Regions from separate parts of the Homo sapiens genome. Here region 2 is linked to region 1. A link is a contact called in ENCODE Hi-C or POLR2A ChIA-PET data. All regions are on one chromosome and are shown on one strand. Each heading gives the region's core, a stretch centred on a gene start or an enhancer-like site at or near the end of the contact. The rest is flanking DNA. Distances are from core to core; before and after follow the strand shown.

What was found. A loop is a pair of places that touch in the nucleus more often than their neighbours do. ChIA-PET counts read pairs that join two places held with the same protein, here RNA polymerase II (POLR2A). Pooled maps may share reads with other maps.
Region 2: a loop to region 1 is called in a pooled map, with 6 times the contacts of the local background. The contact joins the promoter of SETDB1 here to the promoter of SF3B4 in region 1. A Hi-C loop is called at or near these places in 3 of 50 pooled maps. POLR2A ChIA-PET finds 5 or more read pairs at or near these places in 2 of 52 experiments (WTC11 and activated T-cell).

Annotation. Positions count from the first base shown.
Region 1 is chr1:149,926,553-149,932,749 of GRCh38, forward strand. It overlaps SF3B4 (splicing factor 3b subunit 4), which reads right to left and starts at 1,251. Exons shown (of 6, transcript NM_005850.5): 1 at 1,174-1,251; 2 at 614-742; 3 at 1-366. The coding sequence starts at 1,207. MTMR11 (myotubularin related protein 11) reads right to left here. Exons shown (of 17, transcript NM_001145862.2): 11 at 5,712-5,778; 12 at 5,392-5,462; 13 at 4,708-4,874; 14 at 4,240-4,413; 15 at 3,813-3,995; 16 at 3,071-3,364; 17 at 2,099-2,765. The coding sequence ends at 2,577. RefSeq lists enhancers at 1,048-1,427, 2,562-2,631.
Region 2 is chr1:150,922,571-150,928,767 of GRCh38, forward strand. SETDB1 (SET domain bifurcated histone lysine methyltransferase 1) reads left to right here and starts at 3,793. Exons shown (of 22, transcript NM_001366418.1): 1 at 3,793-3,947; 2 at 5,134-5,404. The coding sequence starts at 5,145. LOC107985204 (a long non-coding RNA gene) reads right to left here and starts at 3,771. Exons shown (of 3, transcript XR_001738231.2): 1 at 3,690-3,771.

The DNA of each region.
Region 1 (6,197 bases), core at 1-2,500:
CATAAGATACGGTGATAGGACGGTTACAGAGGTACTGCCCATTCATGGCTTCAATTGCTGCATCCGAAGCATCAAATGAAGCAAAATTAATAAAGGCATAACCTTTGGAGTTGCCTGTGTCAGGGTCCCGCATAATTTTGGGGGTTTGTAAGATGACCCCAAAGGCGCTGAAAGTATCATAAAGCAACTTCTCATCAATCTCAGGGTCCAGGTTCCCAATGAAAATGTTGGCCCCTACATCCAGGTTTTTGTTGTGAGCTGATGCTTTGTTCACCCGTATTGGCTTCCCATAGAGTTTGATCATGTTCATGATCTTAATGGCATAGTCAGCATCTTCCTCACTCAAGAATTCCACAAAGCCATAGCCTGGAAAAGTGGAGAAGAGGAGGTTAACAACGTAAGTAAAGAGACTGAAAATGGGGTAAAATTCATCTACCCTCTAATCACAAAGAACAAGAAAGAAACAACATCACTTTACTTAAGAATGGTTCCAGAAATAAACTGAAGAGAGGCTTAAAAGAAAAAAATCTTTAGGTTGCTCATGTTATTCCAAAACAGTTGTGAATACTGCTGGGACCCTCCGGGAGCAATTCGCCCCTTGTCATGTACTCACCTTGGTGCTGGCCAGTGACTCTATCCTTTGGCATGTGGGTGTTGACTACTGGTCCAGCCTGGAGAAACAGTTCCCACAGCAGCGGTTCACTAACCTTCTCATCCAGGCCCCCCACGTACACAGTGGCATCTTGAAGGGAGGGAGCAAAAAGAGCAAGCGTGAGAGTGTAACGGGAAGGAAGGAAGTGATGGAAACATGAAGATGGAACCCAACCAGGGGAACTGGGGACCGCGGTAGGGGACAGGAGCAAAAAAAAAAGTTTAAACCCTTAAACTTCTCTCTTCCCAGGACTTCGGGAATCCTCTGAAGTCTAATTTAGTATTGTGAGTGGGTTTTTTTGATTTTTTGAGTGAGAAGTCAGCAGGGGACCGGACTTAAGTATCACACCCAGAGGCCTCAGCCAGCACCCGGCCACCCCGCCCCCAACAGGCAGAGGGCCGGTCTCGCGCCCTCTGGGGAAGGGAGGAGTCCAGTCTCCCACCCCTGCAGAGACACTGCTGGCTGTAGTCGGGGCCTCCTAGCCACGCTGAGCCCATTCCAGACTTTCCCCCTCCAGTTACCCTGATTCCGCTCGGAGATCGGCCCGGCAGCCATGGCGAAAGAGATCCCGCCGTCTCCCAGCAGCGGTTCCGCCTTCTGACCTCAGCACGACTTCCACTTCCGGGGCGAAGACGGACGTAGCGGTGGGCGGGGCCGCGGAAGAGGAGGTGCCTGGAAGCGGCTGCAGCCATCTTAGGAGCCTCCGAAACTTAACCTGGGTCGGGCGGTAGAGTCCTCGGCTCGCGTCCTGAGGTGCCGCTGCTAGTTGTCTTAGCGAGGAGGGCGGAACGGAAACGCTCAGGCCCTCTTAATGCACTGCTAGACTTGAAAGAATCACACTGCTCTCAAAAGTGTAAATTCGAAAGCTAAAAGAACAAAAATTTCAGTTTTAATATATTTTGTGGACAGTGATTCTTCTTCTGTTGTCCAGAGAAGGATGTGCTGAAGAGTTCCCCCCAACCCGAGGACTTGGGGGCTTTCAGGCGCAGAGGGAGCCTTCCCTCTCGCCTGCAGCCTTCTTGCAGATTTGGCCTCACAACCCTGATTTGGGCTGGAGGTATTTGGTTTTCCCTCAGGGGAGGAGACTGCGAAATGTCTGAGCTTAGAGTGACGTCTGCGCTCACCTCGTCCTAATTGCATGGGGAGGGTGAGGGCTGCTCCGCGTTGGTGTGTGACCACAGCTGAGGGGTGGATGGGATCGGAGCTCTAGAGTCTGGATCTCTAGAACACTCTGGCCCCATCTGCCTCTAAATGGGAGACACACACAAGAGAACCCTTTCCCCAAATTGCACTTGAATTTTGCAGAGCCTCACCAAACCCAGTTCCCCTATTTCCTTAGCAATAATATGGTGGATGCCTTCCTCTCTTGGGTCATACACCCCTTTTACCCACCACTTTCCTACCTAGGAGAATCCTTTATTCAAACACAAGAAACAATGCCAGCAATGTGTATAAATACTATGCTTTAATGAGCCCCTTAAATAGAAATTCCACTACAAAAATACAGAGGAGATAGGGTGTTTCCTGTATCCGCCTCATTCCCATAGAAAACTATAAGGGAAGAAATAGAACTTGGAATTAAAGCAGCAGCAAGGCGAGGTGAGAATGCGATTTCTAGGCCATCTTGTTGGGACTGATGAACAGCATCTCTGATCTCATGATTTAACATCTGGTTATCCAGAAGGGATGGGATTGGCCTAAAAAAACCGATCAATTTCTGGATTGTTTTTGTTTCTTAATCCTTCAAATGACAAGAAGCAAAAATATTTGTAGAAACTAAGCAAGACAAGAGTTGGAGCAGTTAACACCACTATCTGCAGCAGAAACTCAGACCTTCTTAGTGAACTTAAGGGCTGAAGTGTGAAAGCTGAGGCTGCAAGTGCAGATACAAAAAAAAAAAAAAAAGATTAGACAGAACCCTCCTCTACCCCAGATCCCCCTCTGCCCTGCCTTTGAGAATGCCAGCAATTTCAGTGGGATTGAGAATGGTATGTGGATCTCTTTTCTTGGAGTGATCCTCAGGAGATATTCTTGGTGTCCATTTCCGTAATAACTCCTGAAGATGGGATAGCTCATCCTGGAGGCCAGAGATTGTGGGAGCTGAGAGGCCCATCTGGGGAGGAGGCAAAGAGGAACAGAGAAGAATACTGTTGTAGCTCTGGCCCCCTGCTTCTCTGCTACTTCTGGTGTCTTTAATTCTGTTTCCCCTTTCAGCTATGCCCTAAATTCCACTTAATCTAAGCCACAAGCACTTTCCCGCACCTCCTACACTCCCAAACCTTGTTTGATGCCAAGAGGAGTAGAACTTCACTTCCCAGACTCCCAGAGGCTTCAGCTCCTTGCCTTTCCAGCTCCTGTTCATCTGGTTCAGCAGAGTCAAGTCCCTTGTCCCACTCCCAGTCTATTTTCCCTTCTTACCTGGACCTCAGGCCTTCCCCTCAGGTAGCAGCGTCTCCAGAGCCTGATCTGGGGTCCCAGATACCCAGGCAGCAGCAGCCCTGGAGGTAAAGGGCAAGCTCCCCAATGTGAGGGGAGACCCCATTCCTGGTCAGCCAGGCTTTCAGAGGAGATAGCAGGTCGAGGGAGCCAACGAGAAGAGACTGCCAGCAGGGAAGGACTGTCCCGCCAAGGACAGAGCTGATTCAGGGGGGTCAATGCTCCTCTAGAGAAGAGCCACACAGAACTGGGGGGTCCAGGAACCATGAAGCTTGGCTAAAAGGAAAAGAAAATCAACTGGCAACAGAGAGACCAGATAACCCTAGTTTCCCCAATCTGGATCAGGACAGGGTGTCCTGCTGCCACCCACTCACTGCACTGGTGACTAGAACTACAAGCCTCCCCATGAGAACTCTTCTACCCTCCTCATTAGGCTTCAACTAGGCCTCGGGACTGATTAAGGTTGATTTTAGGGCACCTTATGTGTGCACGAGACAGGAAGATGAGTAAACAGACTTGAGGAAGGACAAAAAGGGTGCCCTCTGTGCTATTCTAGGTCTTCTGTCTTCCTAGGGACACCCAGGGACTATAAGTGACAGCTGCAGAAGAGTAGTGGAGTAGCTTTCCCTAAGGAACTCAAGACATTTTGTCTTTCACTTCTCACTGTCTAGTAGCATGAGCCTGTGGGAACGTCAAGGGAATTTAGGAAGTTTAGACACTTCACCTGTGGTCTAGGGAGCCAGGAATCTGGACAGTGTTCTGGGTCATAGCCAGGATTCTGGAATTGTAGTATCTGTGCATTGCTATAACGTAAATCCCAGTCCCAGACAGACAGCTGCAGGTTAAAAGAGTTCCCAGCTGGAGGCTGGGAGTATCCTGGGGTGTAGACTTGTGTATAGGAGTTTAACTGGACAGAGGAAGCAAGAAAAAGGATGGTTACACACAATCCTCCCACATCTAGAGACAAATCATGAGATTCTCACCTCTTATTCTAGGAAAGATGTAGGGCAAAAGTCTCGTCCTGAAAATGAGAATAAATCTCCCCCTCCCCACTCACAGACCTCACTTCTCATAAAACAAATCAAGACCAAACTTCAGAGAGTACATCTCAATGGAAAAAAAAACACGAGTCAAAAATAGAAGTCACTGACCTGTCCGCTCTGCTTTCCGCGCTCCCAGGGGGTATTTCTCAGGAAGGTAAGGGTGTCAGGAACCCTGACACTGTCATGAAGAGCAAGAAGGAAAAACTCAGAGAATTCAAAATCAGCTGGAAACTGCTGGAGGAGCTGCCAGACACAATCAAGGAAGAGGAGAAACACCGGAGCCTGAAAAGAAATTAAGAGGTTGGAAGGGATTATTGGGACCCAAAGAGGGAGGATGACGAGATGATAAGGGAATGGGGAACACAGGGAATAGGGGGAACTTATGGAAGTCAGGGAATGAAAATCTGAATTGAGGGTAGCAGGGGCTTGTAAGGCCTCACTCATCAGGATCTTCGTCCCAGCCTAACCTCGGGGCCCTTCTGACCGGATTCACCTCCAATGGATTATACAAAATAATTTCTCATTCTCTTACTTCCTTAGTAATATGCCCCCGATGCCATCCCGAATCATTCTCACCTCTTCACTGGCCCCAGTTCCCCCAAGCCGAGTCAGGAAGGGATGTCCAGCTGCCACCCACTCTCGCTGTACTAGTGATTGGAAGCCAAACAGTGTTCGGGCTTCGGGGGCTGAAAGCAGCTGGACGAGTGAAGAGAGGAGGCCATTGAGATCACGATCACCGCGCTCTGGGTGATAAAGAGGAAGAAGGGACAAAGAAGAGGGGTCCAAGAAACTAGGGCAGAAGAGAATGAGAAGAGAAATACGGCAAGGAGAAGTGAGAGGCACAGAGGGGAAAGGTTTGGGGTAGGAGGATTGAGAAAGCACATAGAAGTGAAGAGAAAACAAAGACCTTGAATGATTCACTTCCTGGACTCCACCCGGATAGAAATACCCAGTTTCACATGTAAGGGGCAGAATCACAATTCTCAAACCAGCTTCCACACTGCCCTTCCCACCCCAACCCCAGTCTCCATCCGCTGATGGAAGGAAAGGAACAAAGGGGCTAAGACCATCCTAGTGTCAGGGACCACAAGTTGTGATGGGGAGGCAGAGGTAGCACTGAAGGATGAGAGTAGAGCTCGCAGGTAGTTCCCAGGAACAGGAGAGGAAGAAGCCTTATGGGTCTCCCTCCCTGAATGCAATCTGGTCAGGTGGGTAAAGAAAAGAGGCAAGGAATGGAATGGGCTTAACCAAGGAACTCACCTTGAAGTATTACAGAACGAACCCTGGATGTCACTAATACTGAAATGTCACTGGCCTTTCGAAGACAAGCCCTGGAGGAGCAGGTGAGGAAGAGGGAGGAAGAATGATAAGCCTAGGGGAATGGAGTGATTTTGATGGGTCATGGGATGGAATAAGGCCGACTCCAAATCCTACCCCTCCTCCTTCTAAAGAGCAGAAAATGGCAGTCTTCTTGGGAAACCGAGGAGAAGAACTAAAGAAAGGCCATTTAGGACCCCAAGTTAACAGAAGGTTGAGGAAGGTTGAATTATAAATGATGGCTAGAAGAAGCGAGGGAGTACCTGACATAGTCCAGCCATCGTGTTCCTTCCAGGGCTGAAAGCCATTTATCCTCAGCTACAGATGAATCTGATAGAGGGTAGAAAGATCAGAAGGGCAAGAGATTAGAACTCAGGATTCAGGATTCAGGTTGATAGCCTGCTGGGTTAAGAACAGGAATGAAAAGTAATTGTAAATGGCCAGGATGGTTTCTAAAATTAAACTGTGGTGATGGTTGTACAACATTGTAAATATAATAAAACTCACTGAATTGTATACTTCAGTGAAGGGTAAATTTTATGGTATGTACATTATGTCTCAATAAAGCTGTTTAAAGAATAAATTGGGGTCAAGAAGACAGGAAACCAGTGAGTCTGTGGGAGAGGTGGGAGAGGTGGGAGGTGAGTAGAAAACAGTCTCACTGGCCGGGCACGACGGCTTGTGCCTGTAATCCCAGCGCTTTAGGAGGCCTTGGTGGGTGGATCATCTGAGGAGTTTGAGACCAGCCT
Region 2 (6,197 bases), core at 2,543-5,042, 1.0 Mb after region 1:
GCTGTGGTAGTCAATAAAGCTGGTTCATCAGACACACCAGGTTCTCCCTCCTCCCAGAGGTAAGATAACTGCTCTTCCTGGCCCCCTGGTGGTTGTGTAGGACTTTGTGATTCATTCAGGTCAATGAGTTGTAAAAATCAGTGTCTTGAGTCATTTTGTTAATATGAGTCCCTCTAGCATTCTTTCCCTCTGGTATTACTACTCATCAGTGTGGGTTTCCCCAGTAGCTATCATTAGCAGAGCCCCACCATACCTTCCAGAGATGATTATGTAGTGTGAGCAAGAAACACGCCTTTTTTTTTTCTTTTAAGCCACTCAGATTTTGGAGTTGTTTCCACAACATAACCTAGTCTATCCTGATACTGATACTATTTTAATACATATCAAGTTCTTAAAAATTAAGTAGTTAACACCCAGTACTAATAGGGGTGTGGGGAAACACTTTCAGATTTGCTAGTGAGAGTAATAATTGTTACAACCTTTTAGAAAGGTAATTTGACCGCAGATTCTATTAAAATGGAAAAAAAGGGGCCGGGTGCAGTGGCTCACACCTATAATCCCAGCACTTTGGGAGGCCGAAGCGGGCGGATCACCTGAGGTCGAGTGTTTGAGACCAGCCTGTCCAACATGGAGAAACCCCATCTCTACTAAAAATACAAAATTAGCCGGGCGTGGTGGTGCATGCCTGTAATCCCAGCCTCTGGGGAGGCTGAGGCAGGAGAATCGCTTGAACCCCAGAGGCGTAGGTTGTGGTGAGCCGAGATCCTGCCATTGCACTCCAGCTTGGGCAACAAGAATGAAACTCTGTCTCAAAAAAAAAAAAAAAGGCCAGGCGCGGTGGCTCACGCCTGTAATCCCAGCACTTTGGGAGGCCGAGGGGGGCAGATCACGAGGTCAGGAGATCGAGACCATCTTGGCTAACACGGTGAAACCCCATCTCTACTAAAAATACAAAAAATTAGCCGGGCGTGGTGGCGGGCGCCTGTAGTCCCAGCTACTCGGGAGGCTGAGGCAGGAGAATGGCCGGGTGCAGTGGCTCACCGCTATAAAACCAGCACTTTGGGAGTCCAGGGCAGGTTGATCACTTGAGGTGGTGGGTGGATCACCTGAGGTGGTGGGTGGATCACCTGAGGTCAGGAGTTCGAGACCAGCCTCGCTAACATGATGAAACCCCGTCTCTACTAAAAATATAAAAATTAGCTGGGCGTGGTGGTGGGCACCTATAGTCCCAGCTACTCGGGAGGCTGTTGCAGGAGAACCCAGAGGCGTAGGTAGGCTGTGGTGAGCCGAGATCCAGCCATTGCACTCCAGCCTGGGCAACGAGAATGAAACTCCGTCTCAAAAAAAAAAAAAAAAAAAAAAAAAAAAAAAAAAAAGGCCGGTTGCGGTGGCTCACGCCTGTAATCCCAATCCCAGCACTTTGGGAGGCCCAGGAGGCGGAACCCGGGAGGCGGAGCTTGCGTGAGTCGATATCGCGCCACTGCAGTCCAGCCTGGGCTACAGAGCGAGACTCCGTCTCAAAAAAAAAAAGGAAAAAAAAGGCCTGGCGAGGTGGCTCATGCCTGTAATCCCAACACTTTGGGAGGCCAAGGTGAGCAGATCACAAGGTCAGGAAATTGAGACCATCCTGGCTAACACAGTGAAACCCCGTCTCTACTAAAAATACAAAAAATTAGCCAGGCGTGGCGGCACGCACCTGTAGTCCCAACTACTCAGGAGGCTGAGGCAGGAGAATCGCTTGAACCCAGGAGGTGGAGGTTGCAGTGAGCCGAAATCGTGCCACTGCAGTCCAGCCTGGGCGACAGAGCGAGACTCTGTCTCAGAAAAAAAAAAAGAAAAGAAAAGAAAAAGAAAGAAAGGGCCGGGAGCAGTGGCTCACGCCTGTAAGTAATCCTAGCACTTTGGGAGGCGAGGCGGGTGGATCACTTGAGGTCAGGAGTTTGAGACCAGCCTGGCCAACATGGCGAAACCTCGTCTCCACCAAAAATACAAAAACTAGCCGGGTGTGGTGGCAGGGGCTTGTAATCCCAGCTACTCGGGAGGCTGAGGCAGGAGAACTGCTTGAACCCGGGAGGTGGAGGTTGCAGTGAGCCGAGATCGCACCATTGCACTCCAGCTTGGGTGACAAGAGCGAAACTCAGTCTCAAAAACAAACAAACAAACAAAAAAAGGAAGGCTCGGCGCAGTGGCTCACACCTGTATGTAATCCCAGCACTTTGGGAGGCCGAGGTGTGACGAGGCCAGCCTGGCTAACACGGTGAAACCCCGTCTCTACTAAAAATACAAAAAATTAGGCGGGCGTGGTGGCACGCGCCTGTAGTCCCAGCTACTCGGAAGGACGAGCCAGGAGAATCGCTTGAACCCGGGAGGTGGAGGTTGCAGTGAGCCAAGATCGCGCCATTGCACTCCAGCCTGGGCGATAGAACGAAACGCCTTCTCAAAAAAAAAAAAAAAAAAAAAAAAAAGGAAAAAAGCACATATTATTTTACTCAAATTCCATTTTGGGAAATCTTTTCTTTTTGTTTTTTGTTTTGTTTTGTTTTTGAGACGGAGTCTCGCTCGGTCACTTAGGCTGGAGTGCAGTGGCGCGATCTCCTCTCACTGAAGCCTCTGCCACCGGGGCTCAAGCGATCCTCCCCCCGCCTCAGCTGCGGAGTTGCTGGGACCACAGACGCGAACTACCACGCCTGGCTTTTTTTTTTTTTTTTTTACCTTGTATTTTTAGTCGAGATGGCGTTTCGCCGTGTTGCCCAGGCTGGTCTGGAACTCCTGGGCTCTAGCAATCCTCCCGCCTCGGACACAAAGCGCCCGGCCTGGGGAATCTTTTCTACAGAAATAAAAGTACTACTTCAAAAGGATGTTTATTTTTATTGTTGCGCTATTTGTCGGGGCTGAGAACGGAAAACAATCTAAACAATCTAAACTATTCAGGTGTCAAAAATACAAGTTATTGGTTTTTTGTTTTTTTGTTTTTTTTGGTTTTTTTGAGACGGAGTCTCGCTCTGTCGCCCAGGCTGGAGTGCAGTGGCGCGATCTCCGCTCACCGCAAGCACCGCCTCCCGGGTTCACGCCATTCTCCTGCCTCAGCCTCCCGAGTAGCTGGGACTACAGGCGCCCGCCACCACGCCCGGCTAACATTTTTAGTACAGACGGGGTTTCACCGTGTTAGCCAGGATGATCTCCATCTCCTGACCTCGTGATCCGCCCGCCTCTGACTCCCAAAGTGCTGGGATTACAGGCGTGAGCTACCGCGCCCGGCCAAAAATACAAGTTTTACCTTTTTTATTGGCTTCAGGTAATGTCCACATGTTAAATGAAAACAACAAAAATCCAAATACAGAAACTCGTACATACAAGACTGGAAAATGAAGCTGTATTACCTGAAAGGAGCGGAGTGGTGATGGGGCAAGAGAGAATATTATCACGTTTTTCTTATTACATCTTGATAGCCTTTACAATTTGTATCACTTATGTAACAAAACAAACTCAAGTAAAACTGAGAGAATAAAGCTCTGAACCTATGAGCGTTTCCCTAAGTCTTTACACAATGAATATAGTAATGGGGCCACTAGTCGAGGGTGGTAGGAGCGGCGGAGACTCGGTAATATACTGGCCACGCCTACTCTGCCCTGCCAGTCTCTTCTCACGTGTGCCCCTGGAAGGCTCTGCCTTAACGCATGCGTAGTTACCTTAGTTTTCGTCGCCTCTGAGGGGCGCCCCGCGGCTTTGGATTTGACCCCGTCAGGCTACCGTCGCGGTGACCGGAACGGCACTAAAGGTTTGCTTCCGGGCGTTTCTTTTGCTTCCCCTTCCCTCTTTCACGCTTCCTCCCCTCCCCCTCCTCCCTTATCCCTTCGCTTTCGCTCTTTTCCGTCGAGGCCGACCCCTGAGTTGTGAGTCTGGGGTCTGGTTGGTGAAAAAGAGCCCTTGAAGCTGGAAGACGGGAGGTGCGGGGAATACTGTTGAGTTATTTGGTGACCAAAGGCTTATCTGGGACGTTTTGTTTGTGGGAGGGGGTCGGGCGAGGGTGGGAAGGAAGTCTTCCCCAGAGGCGAACGGGGGCGGGGCTGAACTGGGTTTGCGAATGGGTAGGACGCACCCCTAGAATGGGTAGCACGGGGGTGGGCTGGTGTGTGGGCAGAGGAAAATGGAGGCGCTGAAAATCAGATTTTCTTTAACCGTTTGATTAAAAAAGCAGTTCACACGAATGTGTGAAGTATTTGGATTGTGGATATTAGGTACCCACGTTTTATTCCCAGGTTGCTTTACTTCTCTGTACTTTGGGGGAAACCTTTTTGCTGCAAGCTTTCGTGTGTTTGAATATCATAGACTTTTTAAAAAGTAAAATTCCACATGGAAGCAAAGTAATATAAGGGGAACAAGTAATGAAAGAGAAAACACTGAGTTAGTGAGTTCCAAATCAACTCCATCCCCAGGTGGGGTTTTGTTTAAATTAGGCATAGCATACAAAGATTTATCACATTAGTTAAGGAACACATATAGACCACAAAAATATCTTATAGATTGGTTCTCTTCAGTATCCCAAAAGATTATTTTTAAAGTTCGGTTTGTTTTGAGACAGGGTCTCACTTTGTCACCCAAGCTGGAATGCATGGCGCGAACATAGCTCACTACAGCAGCTACTCCTGGGCTCAAGCGATCCTCCCACTTCAGCCTCCTGAGTAGCTGGAACTAAAGGCGTGCACCACCACACGTGGCTAATTTTTGTATTTTTTTGTAAAGACGAGTCTTGCCATGTTGCCCAGGCTGGTCTTGAACTCCTGCCCTCAAGCGACCCTCCTGCCTCGGCCTCTAAAAGTGCTGAGATTACAGGTGTAAGCCACTGTGCCAGCCCAAAACATTATTTTCAGTAGCTCTCTACTGCTTAATGAATGTTCTCCATGCCGTCTCAAACTCTTAAATCTTTTTCAGGAGTGTTAGCGTACAGCAGAAGATAAGAACTCTTAAAAATCTCAGCATCAGATTCTGGAGAATAGGGAGGGAGAACATGGAATATTTGAATAGAATAACAGGCAGCAGAGTAGGAATTAGTTTTATTAGGGAACTGAAATTCTCTATTGATTGATTGTAGTTATAAGGACTCCAATTTAATTTGTTTTCTGTTCCATGCAGAGGACAAAAGCATGTCTTCCCTTCCTGGGTGCATTGGTTTGGATGCAGCAACAGCTACAGTGGAGTCTGAAGAGATTGCAGAGCTGCAACAGGCAGTGGTTGAGGAACTGGGTATCTCTATGGAGGAACTTCGGCATTTCATCGATGAGGAACTGGAGAAGATGGATTGTGTACAGCAACGCAAGAAGCAGCTAGCAGAGTTAGAGACATGGGTAATACAGAAAGAATCTGAGGTGGCTCACGTTGACCAACTCTTTGATGATGCATCCAGGTGAGAACTCCATGGAAAATAGAAGGAAATCTCTCCATTGGGAGATGTTTTTAGAGAATAATTGTTCATGACATTGAACCAAGCATTTTATTTTATGTTTTGAGACGGAGTCTCGCTCTGTCACCCAAGCTAGAGTGCAGTGGAGTGATCCTGGCTCACTGCAACCTCCACCTCTCGGGTTCAAGTGATTCTCCCACCTCCCCCTCCCGAGTAGCTGGAATTATAGGCATCCGCCACCACACCCAGCTAATTTTTTATATTTTTAGTAGAGACAGGGTTTCACCATGTTGGCCAGGCTGTGTACCAAACATTTTATACTTTATGAAGTACAGATGTTTAGAACCTTACTCTTCCTCAAAGTTTATGGTCAAAAATCTGACCTTACAATCAGCCGTAAATATAATTTTCATCTGTCAGCAGCTAATACATGATCAGCAGTAAGGGAGTCCAAGTCTTAAGTCCTTTCCCCTTCTTCCTCCTGTGCTCTATCTTAGAACAATTGCTTCATTTCCCTAGTAAGATCATCCAGGGAGTGAGGATTGTAAAGAATTTCTGTCTTACGTAACTCTGAAGCATTAGTAAGTTCCCATACCCCCAAAAGATTTGTTTCTGGTGCTCTAGTTGTCACTTAGAATACATTGTTTTTAAATTTATTATACTTTAAGTTCTAGGGTATATGTGCACAACGTGCAGGTTTATTACATATGTATACATGTGCCATGTTGGTGTCACTTACATTAGGTATATCTCCTAATACTATCCCTCCCCCTTCCCCCCACCCCACGACAGGCCC